2 separate regions of the Mus musculus genome follow, and region 1 is linked to region 2. Evidence: chromatin loops called from intact Hi-C (ENCODE). Cell type or tissue: heart. All regions are shown on one strand. Links, peaks and the distances in the headings refer to the core of each region. The heading gives the core; the rest is flanking DNA. Region 1 has its middle 7.6 kb from the start of Gm30258. Region 2 holds the start of Lgr4 (leucine-rich repeat-containing G protein-coupled receptor 4).

Evidence for each region. Hi-C counts contacts between places; a loop is a spot of excess contacts. Peaks named below come from ENCODE experiments on the same cell type or tissue, not always from the same donor. Only the 100,000 strongest peaks of a DNase experiment are listed, where the experiment ranks them.
Region 1: a loop joins it to region 2, with 2.3 times the contacts of the local background. A loop is called at or near these places in 7 of 42 quality-filtered maps.

The regions. Positions count from the first base shown.
Region 1 is chr2:110,061,970-110,064,883 of GRCm38, reverse strand. It overlaps a transcript of Ccdc34 not described here. Among named protein-coding and RNA genes, the nearest start is that of Gm30258, 7.6 kb to the left of the region's middle. In heart, for the core only: a CTCF peak has its summit at 1,608 (motif pointing left); no DNase peak of the experiment used is centred there.
Region 2 is chr2:109,915,861-109,918,695 of GRCm38, reverse strand. Lgr4 (leucine-rich repeat-containing G protein-coupled receptor 4) reads right to left here and starts at 1,049. Exons shown (of 18, transcript NM_172671.2): 1 at 391-1,049. The coding sequence starts at 575. In heart, for the core only: a CTCF peak has its summit at 1,084; a DNase peak (open chromatin) is centred at 1,105; H3K4me3 peaks cover 1,792 bases; H3K27ac peaks cover 1,891 bases.

The DNA of each region.
Region 1 (2,914 bases), core at 228-2,727, 150 kb before region 2:
GTGCCCGGAGCCTTAGCACACATCTGTAATCCCCGTGCTGCAGAATCAAAGCCAGGAGATCTCTGAGGCTCTCTGTCCAGCCAGATTAGCCAATAGGCCAACCCTGTGTTCAGTCTCAAAGCCATAGGATGCCAAGTGATTGTGGGAGACAGCCATGTCAATTGATGGCCTTCACATACACACTCACACTTGTATGAATACATTCATGGAAAACACAAACTCCTACATATAGTACACACATATGCCCACATTCTCACAAAATAATAATTAATAAATAATGAAAATCAAAAGAGAGGAGCAAGCTAAGTCCCAGCACTCCCTCTCTGCTTCCTGAGTGCAAACACAATGTGAGCAGTGGCCACACTTTCCTGCTGCCGTAACTTCCTCTCCATGATGACTGGCACCTCTGAACTGTGAGCCAAGATAAACAAACCCTTTCTTCCTTGAGTTATTTTTGTCAGGTATTTTTCCATAAAAGTGTGAAACTGATACACAAGTCCACCTTCTCCAAATAAATGTGGGTAAAAACGTCGTAAATTGTAAGAGTTTTGAGCTCCTTCTAAGCATCGTTCTTCTTGGTGTGGTACATGAATCTGGTCACTGGTGTTCCACCCTGCACAAAGAGAGCTCAGTGGACCATGTGTGTGTGTGTGTGTGTGTGTGTGTGTGTGTGTTTGTGTTTTTTTGTGTGTGTTTGTGTGTTTGTTTGCATATATACATATGTACATACGGAGTAGATGTGTGTCTGTCTGAATCAAAGAGAGAAAGAAATGGAACCTGAAAAGGGGATGAATATCCCCAGTATTCTGATTGCCTAACACCAAGTCCAATGTCTTTCACTGTATTATGCCTTTTCTATCAGACTGTCCTGGTTACATACCCTGTCTTGTTACATACCCTGTTATGTAACAGTAATCCCCTTTTAAGTTACCAAGATTCCTCTCATATCAACCCTACCATGACACTTTTGAGGGCTATGGGGGCACCAACAGAAAAGTCAAAGCTAACAACATACTTTCTCTTCTTGCTGGGTATAAAATTTCACGTGTCACAAGGAATAATTTTACTAACAAAAAAATGTTTTTTTGCTGCTTTTGACTTTCTGGTAAGTTCCATTGCTCTATTCTATGCCTCCCATATTTCAAAATTGATTCTCAGGGCTGATGAGATGGCTCAGTGGGTAAAGGAGCTTGTTGCCAAGTCTAGCCACCTGAATTCGAACCCTGGACTTCACATGCTGTGAGAAGAGAACCAACTCCAACAAATTGTCCTCAGTGCACACAGGTTCCATGGTGCATAGACACATACACTGAATTTTAAAACGTAGTAAAAATATTTAAATTGATTTTCTATGAACTAAATTCAAATTCACCTTTAAAAGTTGGAAGGAAGACCGTTAGTAACAAAGGTGTTTTGTTTTGTTTTGTTTTCCTACTTAAAAAAAAGCATCAGTGTGGGACTGGAGAGATGGCTTCCTGGTTAAGAATGTGTACTCATAACTGTATTATTTTTGAAGAAGTGATTCTTCATAGAGGCCTCAAGCTTTCAAGAGTAGATGCCATTGGCTTCTCTCTCCCCTGAGTCCTAAAGCTCCCTCTAGTGACCATGACTATGTGCCAACAACAGATCTGGATAGTAAACACATTCTAAATTACCCTGCTTTAAATAACAGCTTGTGTCTATACTATAGAATCTGTAGCATTTCCACAAATGTCAGCTCATTTAGTACAAGGCTTATGAACTTGTAGTCAATACAGTAAACTGAGGCTGAGAGGTAGTCTGGCCCTGCACAGTTACTTGGCTGGAGGTAAGAAACCAGGGCTAGAAGCAGCCAGATCTTCTGAAGTCCCTCATATTGCGGTCCTGCATTTTCCACAACAAGCATGTAAAGTCACCCATGGATATTCACATAGACTCTGCTATCCGTTCCACTGATAGAAGCACTTTCAAGAGAGTTACAGACATGATTCTTGACTTTCAGGACAAGAATTAAGCACGTCTACTTCCAAAGGATTCTATGCAGTTTCAAGGATTTCTGGATCCTGCAGGATTCCAAGGACTCCAAGTTAAGATTCCCCTCAGCATCCGAATGCAATCTTGTGATACCGAGAAGTTAAGGAAGATGAAATTTGAAGTTCTTTACTCTTCCCCTTAATTATGATGTTTCCCAGACTTATTTAGTTGTCTCTTCAGCTCATACTCAGACCACTTAAAATGATTAAAGAAATTAGTATCTATTTGCTAAGGTTTAAGGGAAAGTGAGTGAATGCTGTCCCCATGGAATCCTAGTGTTCCCACAGGCGTGTCTAAGATTAGCAACAGACTGAGATATTCAAGAAAAGTAGCAATTTGGAAGCATTTCCCCCCTCAAATATAAAAACATACCGCAGTCTAACTGGCTGGTTCAGTCTAACTGAAATGGTGACATCATGAATACAGAATGGCTTTATTCAGTGATGGCAACTCAGTGCTGCTTCGAAATTCCTAGGGCTTTTCAACCTGGTATTTTCAACGGCTGTAGAAAAGCCAGAATGAACAGTCACGGATCACTAATTCACCTAAATATCTGCCCCTCTCCCATGACTTAACTCAAGTTTAGTTTTATTGTGTGTCGGGGGTCGGGTGGGGGGGGGGATGGACTTTTACCATGTGTCCTAAACTAGCCTCCAACTTGCTGTGTGTTCTTCCCAAGTCTTCTCCATAAACAGCCCATTCATTCATGTTCCTAACAGCCCAAGCTGGCCGGAGTGCACATCCAACAAATATTTAATGATTGAATGTATAAATGGTCTTTATTGGGTCAACTTCTCTGGGAGCCTTTTATATCCTTTCCTCTAGTCAACCAGTGGTCCTTCCTTACCTATGGCATTCCCTTAGAACCTTCCACACACAACTTTCCTAATGCCATGACCCT
Region 2 (2,835 bases), core at 1-2,500:
AACAGGGGGCCGCATGGGGGAAGAGGTCACGTGAAAGGCTGCCAAGGGCAAGCGTTTCCAGCATCCTCCCTCCTGGCCCTAAATGCACTTGCGATTTGAGGTGGGGGGTGGGGGGTAGGAGGTAGTAATTGCACCCCCCCCCCCAAAAAAAAGCTGCAAAAAGAAAAAGCTCCTAGAGGTTCAGATTCAAAGTGGCTAAGTCTGGAGAGGCCAGCATACGGGAAAGGGGGCCAATCCCCCTGACCCTCCAACACACACACACACACACACACACACACAGGTGATTCGTGCACCCCCAGGGCGCTGGGGTTGGGGGCTGGGGTCGAGCCCTGGCTCCGCCCCGCAGCGCCCGCGGGTCCCTCAACCCGCAGCCCGGTCGCCCGCACTCACAGTGCTTGGGTGAAGGCGCTGAGCCCCTCCGGTACCGCCGTCAACCCCTTCCCGGAGCAGTCCACCCGACGGTCGCCGTCGCAGCTGCAGGGCGCAGCGCAGAGAGGTGGCGCCGCGCCGCTGGGCCCGGCCGAGCCGAGCAGCCCCAGGGCGAAGAAGCAGAGCAGCCGCAGCGGGCCCGGCATTGCTGCGGCCGCCGCCCGCGCCCGCCTCTCCCGCGGCTCCTCTCGCTCGACTCGCCTCCGCTGCCCTCCGCCGCACCGCGCCGCACCAGGGGCAGCCGGCCTGCGGGGCTCGGGGCCCGGGCGCCGTCCCTCGGCGGTCCGCGTGCGCTCGCTTCCTTCAGCAGTCTGCCGCCGGAGCGTTAGGACGCGGCGCTCCGCAGTTTCTCCCTTCCCGCTGCTCCATGGACGCGCACCGGCAGCCCCGCGGCTCAGGCCAGCCGACCCGGCCCAGAGCGGCTGCCCGGGCCGCGCGCTGCCATCGCCGCCGCCTCCTGTCCCGGGCCTCCTCCAGCCGCACAGCTCCTCAAGGTTGCGGAGCGCAGCCTCCAGCCATGCCGGCCAGGCGTCCCAACCCCCGCCCCAGCTCTCACAAACACCCTGGTTGTCCGCGCTCTCCCCGAGGCGGCTCCCGCTCCGCGCGTCCTTTTCCCTTCTAGGGTTGCACGCTCGCCTCGGGAGCCCCTGGCCGCCGGGTTATGCAAATCATTTAGGTACATGCAAAACTAACCCCGCTCCGGGAGCGCTATTGGTCAGGGGAGGTCTCGAGCTCATTACTATGCAGGCAGTGGAGCCATTATTGGTCAAGAGGAATGGGGCGTGTTTCTCTGGAATGAGTGACAAGGTTGTGCTGCTGCTGCTGGGGCTGGTAGTGGAGGTTCAAGTAAAAGCCCTGACTTGGCTGGATCTGCATGTCAGGTTGTGTATTGAAGGTAGACAGATCGGAAGACCAGGAGTCTGCTGTTTCCCTCCCCCACCCAGTTTTTTTCTCCCCTCCGCAGAAATTGGATCTCCTAAATTGGATGACCTGAAAAGTAAAACTCGCCTCCAGCTTTCAGACGTGTCAAATGACTCTTCGCTGTTCTTAAGGGCAAGGGCACTGAGAGCTTTGCAAACAGAGGAAAGAAATGGGGGTGGGGGTGGGGGTCGAAAAGGAGGGAGAAACATTTCTTTCTATCTGATCCAAATTTTTGAGTTCAACCGTGCACTAAATTAAAACAGCGTGACCCCTCCTGTATCTCACATCACCTCTGAGATCTTAGTACCCTTTTTCATTCACACTTGGGAGCTAAATTAGCGGTTAATCATCCATGACACCAATCAGACTTCTTTCTCCCTAAACACAAGGATGTTGAGGAGTCCAGCCAAGGAGGTGCCGGTTAACCAGCACTGGAAGAGAACATTTGAGTGCCAGCTGACTGCCCCTGAGACACCAGAAACAACTTGTGTGTTAACTATCAGCATCCCTTCCTTTTTCCCACATAATGTTTATAGAAAAAAAAAAATCAGCATTCTCAGTGCCTCTTTTCTTGCTTTCTCCTAGGCCTTTGGTTGTTTTTACTCTAGATTGTACACATTTTTAATGAACCCATTACATTAGAGCAAGAAGAGCATTAAAATATCTATACTGTATAAAGTTAACTAGCCACCTCATGCAAATAAAAAAAAAAGAAAATGTAAATAAATTAACGAAAAGCTAGCCGATTTCCTAAATAAAAAAAAAAAAATCTACCATCTCTACATTAAAGAATATGCTAAATAATAATAAAGTCAGGTTGAATCCATATACTCTAAAGTTATGCTAATGGATAAATAAATACAGACAAGTTTTAAGAAAGATGAATTTCCTCACTATAAGGTTGAAAGAGAACTTTAAAAAGAAAGACCAGTGGCGCTCAGACTTTATAGACAAGGCCTCAGAATCTCTTGGATACCATGTTCTTCTGCCCTCTGCCCAAGATCATCTCACTCCTGGTCTAGTTAGTATTTCAGAAGCCTCCGCAACTTGTTTTTTGTTTTTGTTTTTCCATTTCTATTACTTTTCAGCCAATTTCATGAGTAAATAAAGTGAGGAAAAAGTCTAATTCTAATTGATACTTAAAGTCTTTTTTTTTTTTTTTTTTTTTTTTTTTTTGGTTTTTTGAGACAGGGTTTCTCTGTATAGCCCTGGCTGTCCTGGCACTCACTTTCTAGACCATGCTGGCCTCGAACTCAGAAATTTGCCTGCCTCTGCCTCTCAAGTGCTAGGATTAAAGGCGTGTGCCACCATGCCCAGCTAAAATCTTCTTTCTTAAAAAACACAACTCCTTCTAAGGTATACTTTTTGTTATATTAAGGTAACTATACACTTCATGGATGCTTTTATTTCTGACAAATATTTATGTTGACAGAGTTTTGCTATGTAATCTAGACTGAACTCAACTCACCATCCTCCTGCCTCAGC